2 separate regions of the Homo sapiens genome follow, and region 2 is linked to region 1. A link is an interaction called in ENCODE POLR2A ChIA-PET data of the cell type or tissue named here. Cell type or tissue: Panc1. All regions are shown on one strand. Each heading gives the region's core, and the rest is flanking DNA. Links, peaks and the distances in the headings are about the cores only.

What was found. Peaks named below come from ENCODE experiments on the same cell type or tissue, not always from the same donor. Only the 100,000 strongest peaks of a DNase experiment are listed, where the experiment ranks them.
Region 2: POLR2A ChIA-PET joins it to region 1 with 5 read pairs; 1 of 35 experiments calls an interaction of 5 or more read pairs at or near these places.

Annotation. Positions count from the first base shown.
Region 1 is chr11:66,108,172-66,120,507 of GRCh38, reverse strand. All of the region lies in intron 1 of PACS1 (phosphofurin acidic cluster sorting protein 1), which reads right to left. Among named protein-coding and RNA genes, the nearest start is that of PACS1, 44 kb to the right of the region's middle. RefSeq lists an enhancer at 7,089-7,178. In Panc1, for the core only: no CTCF peak of the experiment used is centred there; DNase peaks (open chromatin) are centred at 6,592 and 7,007; H3K27ac peaks cover 2,385 bases.
Region 2 is chr11:65,072,961-65,083,736 of GRCh38, reverse strand. It overlaps CDCA5 (cell division cycle associated 5), which reads left to right. Exons shown (of 6, transcript NM_080668.4): 2 at 14-108; 3 at 187-252; 4 at 338-373; 5 at 3,950-4,384; 6 at 4,550-6,284. The coding sequence ends at 4,630. Among named protein-coding and RNA genes, the nearest start is that of CDCA5, 5.7 kb to the left of the region's middle. RefSeq lists an enhancer at 4,605-5,106. In Panc1, for the core only: no CTCF peak of the experiment used is centred there; no DNase peak of the experiment used is centred there; H3K4me3 peaks cover 720 bases; H3K27ac peaks cover 597 bases.

The DNA of each region.
Region 1 (12,336 bases), core at 4,943-8,942:
TAGAAAAGCTGGCTTTTAAAGGAACGTCATATCTCTTTCATTAAGCAAATCCTAAATCCAGCTATTTCACAAATTGAGTTTGATTAAAATGAAGTATATAATTAGTATTCAGGCTGGGTCCAGTGGCTCACGCCTGTAACCCTAGCACTTTGGGAGGCCAAGACAGGTGGATCACTTGAGGTCAGGAGTTCAAGAACAGCCTGGCCAATAATGGTGAAACCCCATCTCTACTAAAAATACAAAAATTAGCCGAGAGTGGTGGCACACAGGGGGCAGAGGTTGCAGTGAGCCGAGATCGTGCCACTGCACTCCAGCCTGGGCAACAGAGCGAGACTCTGTCTCAAAAAAAAAAAAAAAAAGAGTTCACAGACATAATTTTCACAGTTATAGTAGATTAAATACCTATTAGTGCCAAGAGTTTTAAGAATATGATCTCAGTCCATTCTCATGAGGTCATTCTTACAGCCACATTTTCAGATGAGCTAACAAAGGCACACAGCATTTAGATAAGCTGCTCAAGGTCTCCTGGGCAGAAAGGGACAGAACCAGGATTCACACTGAGGTCACTCCTTCCACCATGCAGCAATGTCTCTACTGAGCTGAACGGTGCCTAGAGATGATCTAGTGTAATCCCCAAACAATCCTACCATTTAGAGACCTGCAGGGAGGTTAAAGGACAGTTCTGACGTCCTTCAGCTAACAGCACACCAGGAGTGGATCCCGCATTTCCTGTTCTCCAGGCAAGCATGTTCTATAATCATTCTGACTCACACCAGATACCCTATTTTTGAGAGATATTAAAATATTCCCATAACTAAATTCAAAACAGACAAAACAAGAATGAGGCAAATGCCTGTGCCTGTGCACTGAGATCCGCCTGAATTATCCTTTGGTGGGAGATAGGAAAAGAGATGTCTCAAATATATCCTGTGTACTACTTGCAATCAGCTAACAGAAGACAACAGGATTTCATGCATTCCTTTTGACTACCATCATTTTTTCAACCTCCTGCCTTTCAGTAGGGCAGTTAAAGCATTAAACAGGAGCCAGCAAGCTTTCTCTGTAAAGGGCTTAACATTTCTGGCCTAGCAGGCCATAAGGTCTCTGATGCAACTGTTCAATTCTACCGTTGTAGGGAGAAAGCAGCCACAGACCATATACAAACGAATGAGCATGGCTGTGTTCCAGTGAGGTTTACAGACAGAAATTTGAATTTCATATAATTTTCACATGTCACAAAATATTACTACTCTTTTGATGTTTTTCAGCTATAGTACTTAGAAAGGTATGTCTTATGGGCTACACAAAAACAGGTCGTGGGCCACAGAGTCTGGTGATCCTGCATTAAACCAAAGAAGTATTAACGCTACCGGTCAGAAGAGAGCAGAGGACAAGCAGGGAGTAGGGGGCCTCTCCCTTGTCCATCTGGTGCCACTGGTTCAGGAAGCCTTCTTGGGCCACCCCCACTCCCACTCAGCTCAGGCATCCCACTTCTGTGTTTTCCCTGACACTTGTGCCTACCTTTATCTTAGCACTTACTATAACATGTTGTGGTTGATTATTCAATTGTCTATATCTCCCCAGTCACAAGGGCAAGCAATGTTTTTTAGTTTCTGTATTCCTAGCTGACACAGATGCTCAAAAAAATATTTGGGAAGGGAGAGAAGGAAATAACGAGAAAATAAGCTCAGAATATCTTTTTTTCTTTTTCTTTCTTTTTTTTTTTTTTTTTTTTTTTGTAGACATGGGGTTTCGCCATGTTGCCTAAGCCCAGGCTGGTCTTAAACTCCTGAGCTCAGGTGATTGGTCCACTTCAGCCTCCCAAAGTGCTGGGATTACAGGCGTGAGCTACCACGCCTGGCCTAGAAAATATCCTTTTTATTTATTTATATTTTAGAGACAAGATCTCACTCTGTCACTCAGGCTGGAGTACAGTGGCACAATCATGGCTCACTGCAGCCTTGACTTCCCAGGCTCAAGTGATCCTCCCACCTCAGCCTCCCAAGGAGCTGGGACTACCAGTGCACACAACCACATCTGGCTGATATTTTCATTTTTTGCAGAGACAAGGTCTCCTTATGTTGCCTAGGGTGGTCTTGAGCTCCTGGGCTCAAGCAATCCTACTGCCTCAGCCTCCCAAAGTGCCCGGATTATAGGCATGAGCCACAGCGCCCGGCCCCTGGCTGGAAATTCTTATCTTTATACAGACACTAGGTAGCAGCTCAAGGTCTTGATAGTGGCTCAATGGCATACACATAACAGGTTAAATCAGTGGTTCACCTGTGTGTAGCATCTGTTAACCATCTATGCTGTTTATGTTCCATAAATATGCACCAACCCCTTAGTCTATTCTCTTTACTTATACCTACCTCAAAGCCAGGCATCTGATTACTTGTTTAGACTAACGTAGATGAATAATCCAAACATACGTTTAAAATGACCCCCACATGTGCCAAAAAGGCTTCAGGGTACCCTGGGGTTCTACAGAACACAAATGGAAAAAACATCCTACAAACACTAGTCTCAAAAGTGAATGACAGCTTCAAATAATTTAAAGCCACAATTACCAGATATAATAGGGAGATATGTGGAAAGTCTACCGCATCATTATCACATAAAGCATCAAAGAGGAAACAAACATCTTTTTTTTTTCTTTTTTTTTGAGATGGCATTTCACTCTTGTTGCCCAGGCTGGAGTGCAATGGCGCAATCTCGGCTCACTGCAACCTCACCTCCTGGGTTCAAGCAATTCTCCTGCCTCAGCCTCCCAAGTAGCTGGAATTACAGGCATGCGCCACTATGCCCAGCTAATTTTGTATTTTTAGTAGAGATGGGGTTTCTCCATGTTGGTCAGGCTGGTCGCGAACTCCCGACCTCAGGTGATCCGCCTGCCTCGGCCTCCCAAAGTGCTGGGATTACAGGCATGGGCCACCACGCCCGGCCATAACAAACATCTTTTAATCACATGTTGAGGGCTGGTCTTGTAACTCTAATGAGGGGTCCTTAACCTTTTCTTTTTCTTTCTTTTCTCTCTTTTTTTTTTTTTTGAGATGGAGTTTTCCTCTTATTGCCCAGTCTAGAGTGCAGTGGTGCGATCTCGGCTCACTGCAACCTCTCCTCCTGGGTTCAAGCGATTCTCTTGACTCAGCCTCCTGAGTAGCTGGGATTACAGGTGCCCGCCACCATGCCCAGCTAATGTTTGTATTTTTAGGAGAGACACGATTTCACCATGTTGGCTAGGCTGGCTTCAAACTCCTGACCTCAAGTGATCTATCCACCTAGGCCTCCCAAAGTGCTGGGATTACAGGTGTGAACCACTGCGCCCAGCCTCCTTAACCCTTTCAATGCCAGGGTCCCTTTGGCAGTCTGGAGAAGTCAGAGGACCCCTTCTCAGAGCAATGCTTTAATGCATAATACACATCGTTTTTAAAAGGAAACAATTTATAATAATAAAGCCACAGTACTACTCCTGACACTTCCTGTCTTCTTCCCCTGCTTAGTTTTTTCTACCCAGCATTTGTCCCTACTGAATTCACTATATACTGCCCTTTATTTGTGTTATCTTATTTAGTATATGTCTCCCCAACTAGAATCTGAGTTGTTTTTTTTTTTGTTTTTGAGATGGAGTCTCACTTGGTCACCCAGGCTGGAGTGCAGTTGCACGATCTTAGCTCACTGCAAACTCCACCTCCCAGGCTCAAGTGATCCTCTCACCCCAGTCTTATGAGTAGCTGGGACCACAGACACACACCACCACGCCTGGCTAATATCTTGTATTTTTGGTAGAGATGTGATTTCAACATGTTGCCCAGGCTGGTCTTGAACTCCTGAGCTCAAGTAATCCACCTGCCTCAGCCAAAGTGCTGGGATTACAGGCGTGAGCCACTGTGCCCAGCTAGAATCTAAGTTCTATGAAGGCAGAGATGTTCATCTATTTTGTTCACCACTCTATTTCCAAAAAGCTAGAAAACTGCCTGGTATAGAATAGTTGCTCGTAAGCATTTGTGGGATTATTAAATGAACTTTATGTCTCATAAGAGCTGTTTTCTAGCATTAATCAAAGGCAGTTCTTCTAGGTTCTCACAACCTTAGGAAAGATAATATGTAATACTTCGTATTTACAAACAGCTTTTGGTGAGCACTGGAACCCTTTTGTAGACAGTCTCATTCAACCACAGTAGACCTAATATCTAACGACTGAGGGCAAAGAAGGGATGTGAGATGAGCAGTCAAATGCTTTCAGGCCAGAGAACAAAATAGATGACCCAGGCCCCTGCTTATTCGCTCTGCCCTTTGCCCCTGGAGCTTTAGCTGCTTTGCTTAGAGGACAGTCTCTCCCTCACTGAAGATACCTAATTGCACATTAGCAATAGGAAGGTTTCACTGGACCCAACCAGACTCATTCATAACAAATAGCGACACATTCCTTTGCAACAAGGTTCTAGGATTTCCAACTTCTTGCCAAGGCAATTCTTAAATAGAGGAAATGGCTTTCTTTTCAAATTCATCTTAATCACAATAAGTTAAAAGGTTAACAAGAATTTAAAACCCTCAGATATGACAGCTGCCTATATTATTTGTCTAAGAGGAAGAAAGCTTAAAGTCAAGATAACTGAAACCGCCAGAGAACAAAATAATCTCTAACAACTGCAACGCCTTCGTGCTTTAAGCGTACTTGTAACAAATTGAAAAGGAAAACCAGAAACCAAAAAAAGAAGGGGAGGAGGGAAGGTGAGGTTAATACCGAGGTCAGCTAATACGAAAGAAAAACAGGGTCTCAGGCTGTCTCATAACTAAACATGCAGGCAAAACCTAACAGGAAGGCAATTTTGGTCCTTCTTGGGTAGCTAAGACAAATGTCAGCCTGCTCTGCAGTCCCACTATTTGCTGAAAAGCAGGGCTGAAGAAATATACTTACCTCATGTGGGGTTTTGAAAGATTCAAATCCATCTACCTGAAATATAACTAATTCTGCTTAAACATCAGAATTTTCCATATTTGTGCATCTCCATATACAGGGCAAGGAGATGGAAAGACAGGTTTCTTGCTTGTTTTAAATATTTTGAGTGCTAATAAACCAGCAACTGCTGGTCACCAGTAGAGGCTGGTAGAAAGTTCCACAGAAATTAGTGTATTAGCAGGATTTCAAACTGAAAAAGGGAGAGAGAAAAAACATTTTTCACAAATGCTTGGCTCCAGCTCCATGGGAAAACATTAATTTAAAGCACTCATTATAACCAACTGCTGATCATGTTACAACCAAAGGTCACTGTTCTAGTTTTTTTTTTTTTTTTTTTTTGAGATAGGGTCTCGCTCTATTACCTGGGCTGGAGTGCAGTGGCACAATCACAGCTCACTGCAGCCTTGACCTCCCAGGCTCAAGCAATCCTCCCACCGCAGCCTCCCAAGTAGCTGGGACCACAGCCATGAGCCAGCATGCCCGGCTAATTTTTGTATTTTTTTTTTGTAGAGATGGGGTCTCCCTATGTTACCCAGGCTGGTCTCTGACTCCTGGGTGCAAATGATCCTCCCACCTCAGCCTACTAAAGTGCTGGGATTACAAGTGTGAGCCACCACACCTGGCTTATGGTTCTAGTTCTAATCCTTAGAGATGTATGCTTCTTTTGAATGAGGTATACAAACTGTAAGAAAATTATGTAACCACTTATAGTGCTTTTGGTTTATAATCATACCTAAAAAGAAAGCCCTGAAGACACAATGCTAATGAAGTCCGCAGTCACAGAGAACTTACATTCAACTTTTTCTTCTGAAACAAAGTTTTCAGTGTAGTTCTAACATTACAGTATCAGTGAGGCACTTCCCACCCTAATAAGCTTTTTTAAAAGCTAGAATAATTATATAACTAAATAAGAAATGAAAGACCCTAAAAACACAAATTATTTGCATTTTCTAAATTCATTTTTTGACTATTAGAGTGAAAATTAGAAATAAATGTCCATTTAGTAGGATTAGTTAAATAAACTGTGTTTTCTCTATTCTATGGCATACTAAGCAGCCATTAAAAAGTATGAGATAGGCCTGTAAGTACAAAAACAGAAAAATCCCCAAGGTACTTTTTTTTTTTTTTTTGAGGCGGAGTCTTGCTCTGTCGCCCAGGCTGGAGTGCAGTGGTGGGATCTCAGCTCACTGCAACCTCTGCCTCCTGGGTTCATGCCATTTCCCTGCCTCAGCCTCCCGAGTAGCTGTGACTATAGGCGTCCGCCACTACTCCCGGCTAATTTTTTGTATTTTTAGTAGAGACGGGGTTTCACCGTGTTAGCCAGGATGGTCTCGATCTCTTGACCTTGTGATCCGCCCGCCTCGGCCTCCCAAAGTGCTGGGATTACAGGCGTGAGACACCGCACCCAGCCCCCAAGATACGTTTTTATGTGAAAAAAAAACAAGCTGAACAACTCATAGTGATTCTGCTTACGTAAACAATGTCTATGTATCTGTACACATGTCCTATGTCAATGCTTAGGAAAAGATCTGGAAGAATGTCTGCCGAACTCTTAATCGTATTTTTGTCTGGGGAGGTGGAGAGATGCAAAAGAGCTTCAGTGGCACTTTCACATCATACCCTATGTGTTTGCTTGAGTACTTTATGAGGCTGTGGTCATATATCACTTGCAAAATAATGTATTAATAAAGGAAGAAAGGACTGGGTGATTCTGTGAACTAAAGGGAGGAAAAATAAAAGATGAAAATTAGACTTGATACTAAATAAAGTATATTAATGTCAGAGCAAGAGTTTGATCACGAGACAGTCAACTATTCATCAAATCTCTATACAGCTTTCAGTTCAGCTGCTGTATTAACAGGAACAGGAGGAATCCTAAACATAAAGACTACAACTTCTGAAGAGGAAGTCTGATCAAAGTATACAAGTCATCATACCGAAAGGAACTGAGAGTTTAAAATATACTCTTATGTCTTCTTGTCAAACTACATGTGCTGCAAACATTTTTTTTCCTTGCTTGTTACGTTGTAAAAGTATCTGTTTGGAGATACTTAGTCTTTGAGGTGGAGACCCAACTAGCCTTGATGGTAAGTAAGTTCCAATAGCATATCTGAAGATAACCAATAACCCTGCAATTAGAAAGATGTTTTGCCAACTAGAGATTGAGGACAAGAGACCCAAAGGATGTTGGAACTGATTCAGAAACAGGAATGTAAGTACGTCTGGGATGAGTCAGCAGGTAGCTAGGAGAACTGGAAATTAAAAGAAAAGTCATCTGCCCAAGAAGTGGGTAGGTAAACAAAAGAAATCCAAAGTACATTTAAATGTCAGACACCAGTTCAACTTTGAGAAATAGTTTATATACAATAAAGTGGACTGATTTAATTGTACATTTTGATAAGTTCTGACAAATTTATACCTGTGTAATCACCACCATATTTAAGATACAGAACATTTCCATTACCCTAAAAGTTCTGTGTTCCATCCCAGTCAACCCTCTCCCATCCTGGGTTCTGGTTAGCCACTTTTCTCTTACTATAAATTAAATGCCCTTCCTAGAATTTCATATCAATGGAATCCTAAGTATGTGCTCTTCTGTGTAAGGCTTCCTTTCATGCAGCATAATGCTTTCAAGATTCATCCATATTCCACCATGTATCATTCTTTTTATAGCCAAATCATAGCCACAGTTTATTCATTCATGTGTTGATGGGCATTTGGGTTCTTTCCAGCTTTTGTTATTATGAACAAATCTGCTATGAATAAGCAAGGCACCAGAGGCTTTTGATAACTTTCATTTCCCCATTCAGCACTGTCCATGTACTCTCAGTTCACTACAACTCGACCCCTGGCACTGGCCCATGCACAACGGGAAAAGCAGTCACTTATTCAACAAATAGATATAAAGGGTCTACTGGATGTCAGGAACTGTTCAGGCACTGAGAACTCAGTCATGAACGAGACAGATATAACCCCTCTCCTGTAAAACACACAAACAAAATCATGTCGGATAAGGTATGTAATAGAAAAAAAGTTTAAAGTAAAATATTAAGAAAGCAACGAGAGGCATGTGACTAACTGCGCAGCGAGGGAAGGCCTGTCTGCGCTGAGTGAGACCTGAATGACACCAACGGGACAGCCATGTAACCTTCTGACATCCAAGCATTTCCAAGAACTGCAAGCACAAAGGCCCTAAGGAGAGACTGAGCCTCTCCTATCCAAGCAGCAGCAGAAGGCAGGCCATGTGGCAGGCATGCAGCAAACTAGGCGAAGAGGGTAAGAAACAGGCTGGAGAGCAGGCAGAGGCCAAGCCAAACAGGATCTTGTAGGCCAGGAGAAGAAGTCTGGGTTTTACTGGAGGGGATTAGGCAGGTGAGTGCAACAATCAGATCTGCATTTCAAAGAGACCACTCTGCCGGCAGTGTAGAGAAGAACTGCACAGGCAGTGAAACAGATCAGTCTGGTGGCTACTGCGTGATGCAGGTGAGACAGGGTGGTGTGAACGACAGGAGAGCAAGGGAACCACGGGGGATGGGAAGGGTTCAGAATCAATAGCTCCTGCTGAGGGACTACATGAGGCAGGCATTATAAAGAAGAATCTGAGCTGGGTGCAGTGGCTCACACCTGTAATTCCAGCACTTTGAGAGGCCAAGGCAGGCGGATCACTTGAGGCCAGGAGTTCAAGACCAGCCTGGCCAACATGGTGAAACCCCATCTCTATAATACAAAAATTAGCTGGGCGTGGTGGCGCATGCCTGTGATCCCAGCACCTAGGGAGGCTGAGGCAGGAGAATCACTTGAACCCGGGAGGTGGAGGTTGCAGTGAGCAGAGATCACGCTACTGCACTCCAGCCTGAGCAGAGTGAGTGAGTCAAAAACAAAAAACAAAACAAAACAAAAAAAAGAATAATAATCTGGGATAATTCCTAGGTTTCTGGCTTAGGCAGCTAGGTGGATAATATAGTTGACTGAGGTGGGGACAATTAGAGGAAAAACAGGTTTGGCGTTGTGGAGAGAATCAAGAGTTAGGTCCTTGTATTAAATTTGTGATGCTGATCCAATATCCAAATGCAGATGTCAAATAGGCACTTGGATACATAAGTCTGGAGTTAAGAAGAAAAGTCAGTGCCACGTGTCTGATATTAGGAAATAGTACCTGAAGCTAAGAAGTGGATTATAGAGACAGTTCTGCTTTTAAAACTAGTACAGTCATGCACCGCAGAACAACATGCAGTCAACAATAAACCACATATACAACAGGGGTCCCATAAGATTATAATGGAGTTGTTCTATACAGATGCAACATTTTTTATACTGTATTTTTACTGTACCTTTTCTATGTTTAGATCCACAAATACCACTGTGTTACAATTGCCTAAAGTTGAATCAGTGCTGTACAGGTTTGTAGCTTAGGAGCAACAGGCCATACCACACAGCCTAGGTGCGTAGTGGGCTATGCCATCTGGGTTTGTGTAAGTACACTCAATGATGACATGTTTCTCAGAACACATTCTCATCCTTAAGTGACACATGACCCTGTATATATACCTCTAGCAGCGTACCAGGATAATACCAGATAAATAGGTCAAGTGACTCCGAGATCAATTTTACTTAGACTTGGGAGGGTTGGTAGGGAAGAAAGTTTTGTAGCTGAACACACGTATAAAGAGTAAAATGTTGGCTGGGTGCTACGGCTCATGCCTGTAACGCCAGCACCTTGGGAGGCTGAGGCGGGAGGATCACTTGAGGTCAGGAGTTCATGACCAGCCTGGCCAACATGGCAAAACCCCGTCTCTACTAAAATACAAAAATTAGCTGGGCATGGTGGTGCACACCTGGAGTCTCAGGTACTCAGGAGGTGGGAGGATCACTTGAACCCAGGAGGCAGAGGCTGTAGTAGTGAGCCGAGATCGCATCACTGCACTCCGGCCTGGGCAACCAGAGTGAGACCCTTTCTCAAAACAAAACAAACAAAAAAAAACTACAGGAAAGAGAAGGATCATTTCTATCAGACTTTAGAGTTTTTTGTGGAATATGCTATGAAGACAAGACATGCCATTAAAATCAAGAGGCATTTAGCTAGACGCAGGTGCCTGTGGTCCCAGCTACTCGAGAAGCTGAGGCAGGAGGATCCCTTGAGCCCAGGAGGGCGAGGCTGCAGTGAGCTATGATCATGCCTGTGAAAGCCACCATACTCCAGCCTCGGTGACACAGTGAGAACTTGTCTATATATGTATAAAAAAAATTTTTTTTTTTAAATCAGGAGACATTTGATATGAGTGTTGGTAGTTTATCAAAGGGTCATGAAGCAATCAGGCATGTAATAAGTACTTTTTAATTATTTCAATTCCATGAATCATCAATGAGACTAAGGTAAGATATAACTACTCCCTCAATCTCAATGCTTTCAGAGAAGTCAATTATACTCTCATAAACATATCTGAGCACAGGCACCAGATCCGTTTAAAGTAAATGGCAACCAAGACAAACTTAATTTAATGTTATGTGTGTCCCGTTGAGAGGGGAAAAAGAAATACTGGCATACTATGTAAGGAAGTCTCTGGAGCTATAACTTATCAAATCACTTGTGCCGTTTATATCTTAAGAACTTCACAAAATACTGCATCAGTAACTGTAATTTCATAAACAGAGTATTAATGCTGGCTGACAACCTCCCTTATCACTTATTAATGGCAAACAGTAGGCTCTAACAGGAACAGCTTTCACTTAACACCAGGAATTGCCTTTGTAGAAAGCGAGGAGATGAGGAGAGAGAACTAAAGGTTCAACTCAAACTTACTAAGGAAAAGAAATCAGAAACAAATCAAAATCAATTTTTACTTCATCATCAATAGAGTATGAACAGAAAAGTCACTGGCTGTTGAAACAACACAGCAGAAAATGTGGAAGATAAAGGCTGGGGAGAGAGGCTGGAGTAACTGTAGCAAAAGAACCAAAGCCAGGTGAAGATGAAGAAAAAGGGCTTAGGTTAGAGTGTGAAGGAACTACCTTCTTGTTACTATAAAGATGGGTGATGACAATAATGATGGTGACATGACTCATATGCTGTTGTGTGGTAAACTATGCACACACTTCTTCACAGACCTGAAAGACCATATGCGACCTTCTCTTTTTCTTTTACTTTTTGTTAAAATAGAGATGGGGTCTCACTATGTTGCCCATGCTGGTCTCAAACTCCTTGGCTCAAGTGATCCACCTCAGCCTCTCAAAGTACTGGGATTACATGCGTGAGCCACCACGCCTGGCCATATGCGACCTTCTCAATGAAACTTTTCCTGACACATCCATCCATCCCCAGGTACTCACCACCCTTCTCTGAAACTGGCTCTGTCTCCTCTACTGGTGGAGGGTACGGGATATCCCCTGCAGCTGGCATAAAACTTGGCACATAGTTTTGTCTTCAATAAATGCTAGTTTAAAAAGTGAACGAAGGCCATAGTGTCTGTGTGAGATATTGCACCTGAAGCATAAGGTTATTTGTTCCAGTCAAAGAGGTATCACTTGCTATGGACTGAGTTGTGTCATCCTAAAATTCTTAGTTTTGTTTTGTTTTTAGAGACAGGGTCTTGCTGCTCTGTCATCCAGGCTGGAGTACAGTGGCACAAACATAGCTCATTGCAGCCCTGAACTCTTGGGCTCAAGCAATTCTCCTACCTCAGCCCCAAGTAGCTAGGACTACAGACACATCAGCACACCCAGCTAACTCATTCATTCTTTCTTTCTTTCTCTTTCTCTCTCTTCTCTCTTTCTCTCTTTCTTTTTGAGACAAGGCCTCTCTCTGTCACTCAGGCTAGAGTGCAGTGGCACAATCATGGCTCACTGCAGCCTCAATTACCCAGGCTCTAGTGATCCTCCCACTTCAGCCTCCCAAGTAGCTTGGACTACAGGTACATACCACCCTGTCTGGTTAATTTTCTTTTTTTCTTTGTAGAGATAAGATCTTAATACTCAGGCTGCCAGCTTTTGTAGAGACAGGGGGTCTTGCTATGATGCCCAGGCTGGTTTCAAACTCCTGGGCTCAAGCGATCCTCCCACTTTGGCCTCTCAAAGCTCTGAGATTGCAGGTGTGGGCTGCCATACCTGGCCCTAAATTCCTATACTGGAGCCCTAATCCCTAAAGTGACTGCATTTGGAGATAGTGCCCTAAGGATGTAATATGGTTAAATGAGGTCAGAAGGGTGGGGCCCTAATCTGATAGGGCTGGCATCCTTATTAAAGGAAGACACAAGGGCTTACATATGCTCTCTGTGCACAGAGGAAAGGCCACATGAAGACACACCTAGAATGTGCCCGTCTGCAGCCAAGAAGAAAGGCCTCACCAGAAACCAACCCCTACTGGCACCTTAATCTTGGAC
Region 2 (10,776 bases), core at 348-4,347, 1.0 Mb after region 1:
TTTCTCTTTCCAGGGCCAAGGGCCCCATCTCCTACTAAGCCTCTGCGGAGGTCCCAGCGGAAATCAGGCTCTGAACTCCCGAGCATCCTCCCTGAAATCTGGCCGAAGGTGAGCCCCAGATTTCTCACTTCCTCCCCTTGTGGCCCCTCACCTAATGTTGAGCTCACGTTCATCCCTCTTCTCCAGACACCCAGTGCGGCTGCAGTCAGAAAGCCCATCGTCTTAAAGAGGATCGTGGCCCATGCTGTAGAGGTAAAGGCTAAGGAGAGTGTTGTGGGTGGTTAGGCGGGCAAAACTGGGGACCAGCTATGTGATCAATTGGTATTGTCCCCCGCAGGTCCCAGCTGTCCAATCACCTCGCAGGAGCCCTAGGGTGAGTTCACTTTCATCTACTTAATTAAGTAGAATCTGGGTCACTCTAGAGCTGGACAGCACACATTGGCTCCTCACATCTGCCCAGGGAGCTGTTTTGCAGTACTGCAAAAACAGTTTGCCTGTGGGCACCTGCATGCATTGCCAGTCTTGATTACTCCCTGAAGACTTAATACACTTAACTTTTTATGCCTTGTGTATTTCTACCATTTTCCTGGAACTTCCTTTAAAAGCTGAGCTATGTCTTAACTCCACGTACTGCCTTTCTAATCCATTATGCCTTCAGCTTTCATGTATGGGTGTTCTGAGATAAGTCATGTGTATGACATTTTTACAGTTTTAGCAGAAGTTATTATCAAAGGATGTTTCATTAATAGACAATCTGAAGACATACTGACTGAGAAATGTGAACTCCTTTGAAGAGCTGATAGGGCTTAGAGTCAACTGGGGAGAAAGACCAATGACAAGTGATAGCAACGTTGTGTACTGGGACTGCAATAAGGAATACTAGATGCTATGATGGTAGCTAACCCAGACCATGTGGCTCAGGGAATGTTTCGTGGAAGAAGAAACATTTGAACTGAGTCTTTAAAGACAAGTAGAGGCCGGGTGCAGTGGCTCACGCTTGTGATCCTAGCATTTTGGGAGGCTGAGGCGGGCAGATCACTTGTGGTCAAGAGTTTAAGACCAGCCTGGCCAACGTGGTGAAACCCTGTGTCTACTAAAAATACAAAATTAGCCAGGCATGGTGGCACGTGCCTATAGTCCCAGCTACTCAGGAGGCTGAGGCAGGAGAATCGCTTAAACCCAGGAGGCGGAGGTTGCAGTGGGCCGAGATCACGCCCCTGCACTCCAGCCTGGGTGACAAAGCGAGACTCCATCTCAAAAAAAAAAAAAAAAAAAAAGACAAGTAGGTTTGTTCCAGGTCAAAGAAGCCATGTTTGCAGAGATTGGGAATTTAAAGAAAAATCAAGGTTCGGGGAATAGCAATTTGTTTAGTGTCTGCAGCAGACCTCAGCAGGGGAGGAAGCACCCTAAGGCAGAGCAGATCCTGATGAGGCACAAAAGCCACACTCATGGCTTGGGCATCATTCTTGGGTCTGTGGGCAGCCTTTGGAGAGTTCTGGGTAAGGTAGTGACCGAGTCAAGTTTGAGTGTTTTAAGAAAGACCCCTCTGGGGGCTGTGGGGAGAATGGTTTTGAGAAGGGCTACCCTGGGGCTCCAAGACCAGTGGAATGACGTGAAGTCCAGGAATTCTGAAGCATGAAGCCAAGGGCGTGAGCTAAAGCCAGGATGATATACAGTACTGGGTTCAGAGGGAATTGCCCCCCAGTGGCCTTCCCTGACCACCCTTACCCTATTGCTGTCACATTTCTCTATGTAATTCTCTTAGGCCTTACCAGTTCTAAAGATAGGGTCTTGTTCTGCCACCCAGGCTGGAGTGCAGTGGCGAGATTTCGGCTCACTGCAGATCTTCCCTCCTCAGCCTCTCAAGTAGCTGGGACTATAGTCACATGCCACCATGCCTGGCTAATTTTTTGATGTTTTCTCTAATTTTTTTTATAGAGATGAGGGTTCACTATGTTGCCCAGGCCGGTCTTGAACTCCTGGGCTCAAGTGATCCTCCCACCTTGGCCTCCTAAAGTGTTGGGATTACAGGCATGAGCCACTGTGCCTGGTCCTTATCAGTTCTTATAGTGTATTTTCTTGCATGTTTGATGTCTTTCTCTCCCCCCTCTAAGAACACAGGCACCTTGAGGGTAGGGACTTCTGCCTTTCCTAGTAGCCACTCATTCTTGTTGATTGACTGAGATTCATGGTACATCGAGCAGGATAAAGTTGCCAGGACCTGGGTGACTGCTTGGCTATAGAGAATGAGGAAGTCGTAGTCAGCAGTGACCACCAATTTGTTCAGCTTCCCTGTGTTTTTTTTTTTTGAGATGGAGTCTCGCACTGTCACCCAGGCTGGAGTGCAGTGGCGCAATCTCGGCTCACTGCAACCTCCGCCTCCCAGGTTCAACCGATTCTCCTGCCTCAGCCTCCCAAGTAGCTGGGCTTACAGGCACCTGCTACCACACCTGGCTAATTTTTTTTGTATTTTCAGTAGAGATGGGGTTTCACTATGTTGGCCAGGCTGGTCTCAAACTCCTGACCTCAGGTGATCCACCCACCTCAGCCTCCCAAAGTGCTGGGATTATAGGTGTGAACCACCATATCTGGCCACCCATTATCTCTTGAACTTCATCTTCAGTTTCTTCCTCTTGCCTTCACTTCAGCCACACTGGCCTCCTTGTTGTTTGACCCTGACTAGTACACTGTGGCCTCAGGGTTGTTGCACCTTCTGTTCCCACTGCCTAGAACTTGGCCATGAGTCACTCCCACACCTCCTTCAAGTTGTAGCTTGAATGTCACCTCAGTGAGGGATGTATTGACCTTTATCTTTTTGCAATTCTAACCTGCCCCAAGCACTCTCTCCTGTTCTGTTTTCCTGTAGTGCTTGATACTGCTAACATAATACTGAATTTTCTTACCTGTTTTTCTCTTAGAATGGGGCAGGGGTTTTCTCTGTTTTATTCCCTGCTGTGTTCCCAGTGCCTGGCACAGGACAGGTGACTGATAAATACTTATGGACTGAGTGGACATTTAGGACAATCCTCATCAGCTGTGTGGCAGATGGACCACAGCAGGCAAGGGTGGAAACAGGGAGAGAAATCAGAAGGTCGCTGGGACCAGCCTGGGCAACAAAGGGAGACCTCCCCTACTCTACAAAGAAACTAAAAAAAAATCAGCCAGACAGAGTGTCACATGCCTGTAGTCCCGGCTACTCAGAGGCTGAGGTAGGAGGATTGCGTGAGCCCTGGAGGCTGAGGCTTCAGTGAGCCATGATCGTGCCACTGCACTCCAGCCTGGGCAACAGAGTTGAGACCGTTTATCTGGAAACAAAACAAAAAACGTTGCTGAGCTGGTCTAGAAGACACCTAATGAGGGCTTGAGTTGGTCAGAGGAGAGGCTGGATGCTGGGCACATTTTGGAAACAAGCGACAGCACCAGCAGATGGGGGCAAGTCCATTTGTGTCACAAAAGCAGACTCCTTGGAAGCAATGGTGGGTTGTTTTCTTCTCTCCATGTCTCTTTCAGGGTCTGATTTGTCCCTTCCTTAAAAAAAGTGTGTGTTGGCCGGGCATGGTGGCTCACGCCTGTAATCCCAGCACTTTGGGAGGCCGAGGCGGGCGGATCACGAGGTCAGGAAATCGAGACCCTCCTGGCTAACACGGTGAAACCCCGTCTCTACTAAAAATACAAAAAATTAGCCGGGCGAGGTGGCGGGCGCCTGTAGTCCCAGCTACTCGGAAGGCTGAGGCAGGAGAATGGCGTGAACCCGGGAGGCGGAGCTTGCAGTGAGCCGAGATCATGCCACTGCACTCCAGCCTGGGCGAGAGAGCAAGACTCCGTCTCAAAAAAAAAAAAAAAAAGTGTGTGTCCTGTGGGTCTTTCCACCCTGAATCTTCTCGGGCTTTTCTGGAAGTAAGCAGTCCAGCTAAGTATTGAGGGCATCCCCTCTTCTGTCCTGGTGCAGATTTCCTTTTTCTTGGAGAAAGAAAACGAGCCCCCTGGCAGGGAGCTTACTAAGGAGGACCTTTTCAAGACACACAGCGTCCCTGCCACCCCCACCAGCACTCCTGTGCCGAACCCTGAGGCCGAGTCCAGCTCCAAGGAAGGAGAGCTGGACGCCAGAGACTTGGAAATGTCTAAGAAAGTCAGGCGTTCCTACAGCCGGCTGGAGACCCTGGGCTCTGCCTCTACCTCCACCCCAGGCCGCCGGTCCTGCTTTGGCTTCGAGGGGCTGCTGGGGGCAGAAGACTTGTCCGGAGTCTCGCCAGTGGTGTGCTCCAAACTCACCGAGGTCCCCAGGGTTTGTGCAAAGCCCTGGGCCCCAGACATGACTCTCCCTGGAATCTCCCCACCACCCGAGAAACAGAAACGTAAGAAGAAGAAAATGCCAGAGATCTTGGTGAGTGAGAGGCAGGGGTTTTTCTCTGCCGTGTGCTCTGGGAGACGTGCAGGGCTGGGGCTCTGGCTCTTTTGGGGGATAGGCAGCACCTGCAGGGTGTGGGTGAGATGCTCCAGCCACCATGTTCCCTTCTCACTCACCTGCTCCTCATTTCTCTTCCCTCAGAAAACGGAGCTGGATGAGTGGGCTGCGGCCATGAATGCCGAGTTTGAAGCTGCTGAGCAGTTTGATCTCCTGGTTGAATGAGATGCAGTGGGGGGTGCACCTGGCCAGACTCTCCCTCCTGTCCTGTACATAGCCACCTCCCTGTGGAGAGGACACTTAGGGTCCCCTCCCCTGGTCTTGTTACCTGTGTGTGTGCTGGTGCTGCGCATGAGGACTGTCTGCCTTTGAGGGCTTGGGCAGCAGCGGCAGCCATCTTGGTTTTAGGAAATGGGGCCGCCTGGCCCAGCCACTCACTGGTGTCCTGTCTCTTGTCGTCCTGTCCTTCCTATCTCCCCAAAGTACCATAGCCAGTTTCCAGATGGGCCACAGACTGGGGAGGAGAATCAGTGGCCCAGCCAGAAGTTAAAGGGCTGAGGGTTGAGGTGAGAGGCACCTCTGCTCTTGTTGGGAGGGGTGGCTGCTTGGAAATAGGCCCAGGGGCTCTGCCAGCCTCGGCCTCTCCCTCCTGAGTTGCCTTCTGTTGGTGGCTTTCTTCTTGAACCCACCTGTGTAAAGAGGTTTTCAGTTCCGTGGGTTTCCCCTTTGATTCTGTAAATAGTCCCAGAGAGAATTCGTGGGCTGAGGGCAATTCTGTCTTGGAGGAAGAAGCTGGACATTCAGCCTGTGGAGTCTGAGTTTTGAAGGATGTAGGGAGCCTTAGTTGGGTCTCAGACCATAAGTGTGTACTACACAGAAGCTGTGTTTTCTAGTTCTGGTCTGCTGTTGAGATGTTTGGTAAATGCCAGGTTGATAGGGCGCTGGCTGCTTGGAGCAAAGGGTGCATTTCAGGGTGTGGCCACCAGGTGCTGTGAGTTTCTGTGGCTCATGGCCTCTGGGCTGGTCCCTTGCACAGGGCCCACGCTGGAGTCTTACCACTCTGCTGCAGGGGTGGAAGGTGGCCCCTCTTGTCACCCATACCCATTTCTTACAAAATAAGTTACACCGAGTCTACTTGGCCCTAGAAGAGAAAGTTGAAGAGTCCCAGACCTACTAGCATTTTGCAACTATGCTTGTAAAGTCCTCGGAAAGTTTCCTCGCGTACCAGACAGCGGCGGGGGCTGATAGCAATTTTAGTTTTTGGCCTCCCTATCCTCTCACATGAGAACACTGCCTGGATGCATCTCATGATCTCTGGAGAATTTCCCCATCTTTCTCTTCTTTCCATCGTGTGGATTCAATAGTGTGGATTTGAAGGCTGCCCTGCCCCCGACTCTCCTGCCGCACCCCTGGCCATTGTACCTTTTGATGTTTAGAAGTTCGTGGAAGTAGACGCTGAGGTGTGCAGAGGAGCTGGTGGATAACAGAGAATGCCAGGGAAGATGAGTGCTGGGTCAGGGTACTTGGATGAAACGGTGCAGGCCAGGCGGGCCCTAATAAAACCCTCTGCCAGGTCTGGGAGTCCCAGGCCATCTGCTCAACGCTCTGTGGTTTGTCAGACCTGCAAGCAAGCCCCCTGCTGGGGAAGCCTAGGTGTCCTTGAGCTGAACCGCACTGAAGAACTCTTGTCCTCACTGGCTGATGCAGCAGAACTCTTGGGAAATGTCTTAGTCCTGCAGAATCAGGAGTCACCAGATGATGCAGAGTTGAGATCATCATTGCAAAGTTCTCTGTTCCTGAGGAACTAAATTTAAGGAAAAAATGGGATTTTGTTTTAGAGTTGGAAAAAAAGCCTGATTAAAGAGTTTCTGCCTGTTCATGGACTGTGTTTCTTTTATTGAGTCAAAGGCAGAGCCGAAGGTAAGGCCAGGCCTCCAGTGGGCTGCATCACTGGGGTTGTCCCTTTGTCCAGGCGCTCCCAGCCCCGCTTCCCCGCATTCGCCCCATGGTAGATCACTGTGCCCCACACACTTTTTTTTTTCTTTGAGACAGAGTCTAGCTCTGTCTCCCAGGCTGGAGTCCAGTGGCGTGATCTCAGTTGACTGCAACCTCTGCCTCCCAGGTTCAAGCGATTCTCCTGCCTCAGCCTCCCAAGTAGCTGGGGTTACAGGTGCCCACCACCACGCCTGGCTAATTTTTATATTTTTATTAGAGATGAGGTTTCACCATGTTGGCCAGGCTGGTCTTGAACTCTGACCTCAAGTGATCTGCCCTCCTCGGCCTCCCAAAGTGTTGGGATTACAGGCGTGAGCCACTGCGCCTGGCCTGTCCTGCCCCGTGTCTTGTTTATTTCTGTCCAGTCCCCAGTCTGCTCCTCTTCTAGGAGGAAGAAAGTCGGGTCTGGGGTGAGAGTGCTAAGAGCTCCCCCAGTGCCCACGGGAGATGCCTGGGAAGCAAACACCCTCCCGAGTCCAGCCCTCGTTCCCCATTCCCTTTCAGGCTCCTTTGAAGGAGCCCGAGTTGCTCACTCCATGGTCCAGACTGGACACTGTGTAGCAGCAGGTGCTGTGGGACCCTGGGGAGCTGATCAAAGATGCTGATGCCTGGAAATTCTCCCACTTGGCCTTAGGTAAGGCTAGGACCCTACAGGCAGGTGGCACAGACCAGCCTCCCATCCCATCCTCCACACTTGTACTTGCCTCCTAGTCATCCAAACAAATCAAAGCCATTAAGTTCTCCACAGACTTAATCCGCTTTGACCTCCTTCCCCCACCCAGAGGAGATGGGTCCCCTCTTCAAGGCTAGCCTTTCCACTTTGGTTTTTGATCCAATTATCTTGTCTCTGAAACCTTCCTCTTCTTTTTCTTCCAAGTCCTAAATGGCTTTTATTTGCTTTGTTGTTAAAAAATGACAACCAGGCTGGGCACAGTGGCTGACACCTGTAATCCCAGCACTTTGGGAAGCTGAGGCAGGAGGATCACTTGAGCTCAGGAGTTCAAGACCAGCCTGGGCAACATAGGGAGATCCTGACTACAAAAAATGTAAAAAAAATAAATGGGCGTGGTGGCACATATCTGCAGTCCAGCTACTCAGGAGGCTGAGGTGGGAGGATCACCTGAGCCTGGGAGGTCGGGGCTACAGTGAGCCATGGTGACGCCATTGCACTCCAGTCTGGGCAACAGAGTAAAGACCCTGTTTCAAAAGACAAAAAAGACAACCAAAAGTCGACCAGCATCTGTCGTTAGCTACCACCATTTTAAGCTTGAAGGAACGTTCCAAGTTGCTCTTTACTTTGAATTTATTCCCAATGCCCTCGTCACTCTCTTTAACAGCTCAGACAAAGGTAACCAGTGATGTCCTAATATCCAACATACTAAGCTCGGGCCTCTGCCAGGACACCCTCTTTGGGGCTGTGGCACTGCCAGCTCCTTTTTCTTGGCTTTTCCTGAAATGTCTGGATACCAGGCCTCAGTCCTGGACCCTCTTTCCCACCTGCCTGCTCTTGCCGGGTAGCCTCGCTCTCTGGACTGCCTCCTTGCTCAAGACTTGTCCATCTTTATCTCCAACCTAAAACTGTCCTGAGCTACAAATCAGAATCTAGAACTGCCTTTCAGGAAGTCATCTGAAGCTCTGCTCATCCAGCAGCTTGCCTACTCCTGTGTTCTCTGTGCCATTAGCAGAGCCACCAGCTGACACAGTCACACGGGCCAGGAACCCAGGACCAGCTCCTTCTTCCTTCACCCCATGTGGCCAGCCCCATCCCCCTCAACATCCCCCCCACCCCACAGCCACTAGACAATTGCACTAGCCTCCTGTGGGTCATTCCCTTGGGCTGCTGTATCTCCACACTGTCTGCACTGCAGCTAGAACACATTTCCTAAAACACACAATATGATCCTGTTTCTCCCCTCCTTAATTTTTTATTTTTATTTTTGAGATGGAGTTTCACTTTTGTTGCCCAGGCTAGAGTGCAGTGGTGCAATCTCGGCTGACTGCAACCTCCACCTCCTGGGTTCAAGTGATTCTCCTGCCTCAGCCTCCCAAGTAGCTAGGATTACAGGTGCCCACTGCCACACCCGGCTAATTTTTCTATTTTTAGTAGAGACGGGGTTTCGTTATGTTGGCCAAGCTGGTCTCTAATTTCTGACCTCAGGTGGTCCGCCCAACTCAGCCTCCCAAAGTGCTGGGGTTATAGGCGTGAATCACCGTGGCTGGCACGCCGGGCCTATTTCTCCCCTCCTTAAAACCCTTTTTTTTTTTTTTTTTTTTGAGACGGAGTTTCACTCTTGTCACCCAGGCTGGAGTGCAATGGCACGATCTCGGCTCACCACAACCTCCACCTCCCGAGTTCAAGCGATTCTCCTGCCTCAGCCTCCTGAGTAGCTGGAATTACAGGCATGTGCCACCACGCCCAGCTAATTTTGTATTTTTAGTAAGAGACGGGGTTTCTCCATGTTGGTCAGACTGGTCTTGAACTCCCGACCTCAGGTGATCCACCCTCCTTGGCCTCCTAAAGTGCTGGGATTAGAGGTGTGAGCCACCATGCCCAGCCAAAACCCCTGCCAATTTTTTTTTTTTTTTTTTTTTTTTTTTGAGACAAGGTCTGGCTCCGTCGCCCAGGCTGGACTGCAGTATTGTGATCTGGGCTCACTGCAACCTCCACTTCCCAGACTCAAGCCATCCTTCCACCTCAGCTGCCCAAGTAGCTGAGACTACAGGCACGTGTCACCATGCCTGGCCTTTAAAACCTTTTAATACAATTTCACACCTGAGTGTAATAAGACCAGAGAAAGTTGAAAGCAGGCATTGGAATAGATTTGTACACCAAGTTCCTAGCAGCATTATTCAACAATAACCAAAAAGCTGGAAACAACACAAATGTCTACCAGCAGCTGAATGGATAAAGTGTGACCTATCAATACAGTGGAATATTATTCAGCCTTAAAAAGGAGGAAATTGGGCCAGGCGCGGTGGCTCACACTTGTAATCCCAGCATTTTGGGAGGCCAAGGTTGGTGGGTCACTTGAGGTCAGGAGTTCAAGACCAGCCTGGCCAACATGGTGAAACCCCATCTCTACTAACAATAGAAAAATTAGGTGGGCGTGGTGGCGGGTGCCTGTAATCCCAGCTACTTGGGTGGCTGAGGCAGGAGAATGGCTTGAACCCAGGAGGTGGAAGTTGCAGTGAGCCGATATTGTGCCACTGCACTCCAGCCGAAACAGAAACCTCTGCTGACTTCCCATGCTCCGTGCAGCAGTGGAATGAATGGTCGCTGGTGCCTGGCTGCCCAGTAGCGTCTCAGCCTCCAGGCATGTGCTGTCTGCAGGACCCCAGCCACTCAGTGGGAGTGAATATCCCAGATGCTTGCTCTCCCTGATCCCGGCAACCAGGACCTAAACTGATCAGATTCTCCACCTTGAGTGATGGGTGTGAGGAGGGATGAAGGCACCGCCTGTCCAGCAGTGTCTGGTGTGGGGAATGCGTGTTTGTCCATCTGCAGGCCCTCCCCTGTCCTAGTTCTGGCAGTCGGCGCCCTACAGTGCCTGCCCTTTGAAGTCTCTTCTTCCCGTGAGTTCTGTGACTCCCCAGCATCCTCCCAATAAACTCCTTTTTGCTCAAATCAGCCAACATTGTTTCCTGTTTGCACCCCAGAACCCTGGCTGGTCTAGGGGGCTCCTGACACCTTAGTGGGGCTCATGAGGACTCCAGGCCGAGGCTGGTGTCCAGGCTTCAGCCCACAGACCCACCGCAGGCTGCGAGCTGCTTGGAGGTCCCTGCCTCTGAACCTTTGCTCTCTGCCTCTCGTGTCTTTCCCCACTCCTGCGTCACCTGGGGAGCCCCGCGTCATTAAGTCTGGCTCACGCGTCACCCCTGCTCAGCCTTTCCTCCCCACCTGCCCCACCCTGGTGAAAGCAAAGAGCACAGGTTCTGCAATCCAACTGGGTTTGAATCCTGGCTCTGCCAGCTTCTAGCTGTGTGATCCCAGGCAAATGATAATAATTAGACTCTGATGTGCCTCAGTTTCCTTAACAGTAAAATGAGGACAATAATAATACCTATGCCACAGTGTTTAAAAATGAGATAGTCGGCCGGGCGCGGTGGCTCACACCTGTAATCCCAGCACTTTGGGAGGCTGAGGTGGTTGGATTACTTGAGGTCAGGAGTTCAAGACCAGCCTGGCCAAGATGGTGAAACCTCGTCTCTACTAAAAATACAAAAATTAGCCGGGCATGGTGGCGGGCACCTGTAATCCCAGCTACTCGGGAGGCTGAGGCAGGAGAATCACTTGAACCCTGGCGGGTGGAGGTTGCAGTGAGCCAAGATCATGCCACTTCACTCCAGCCTGGGTGAAAGAGAGAAACTCCATCTCA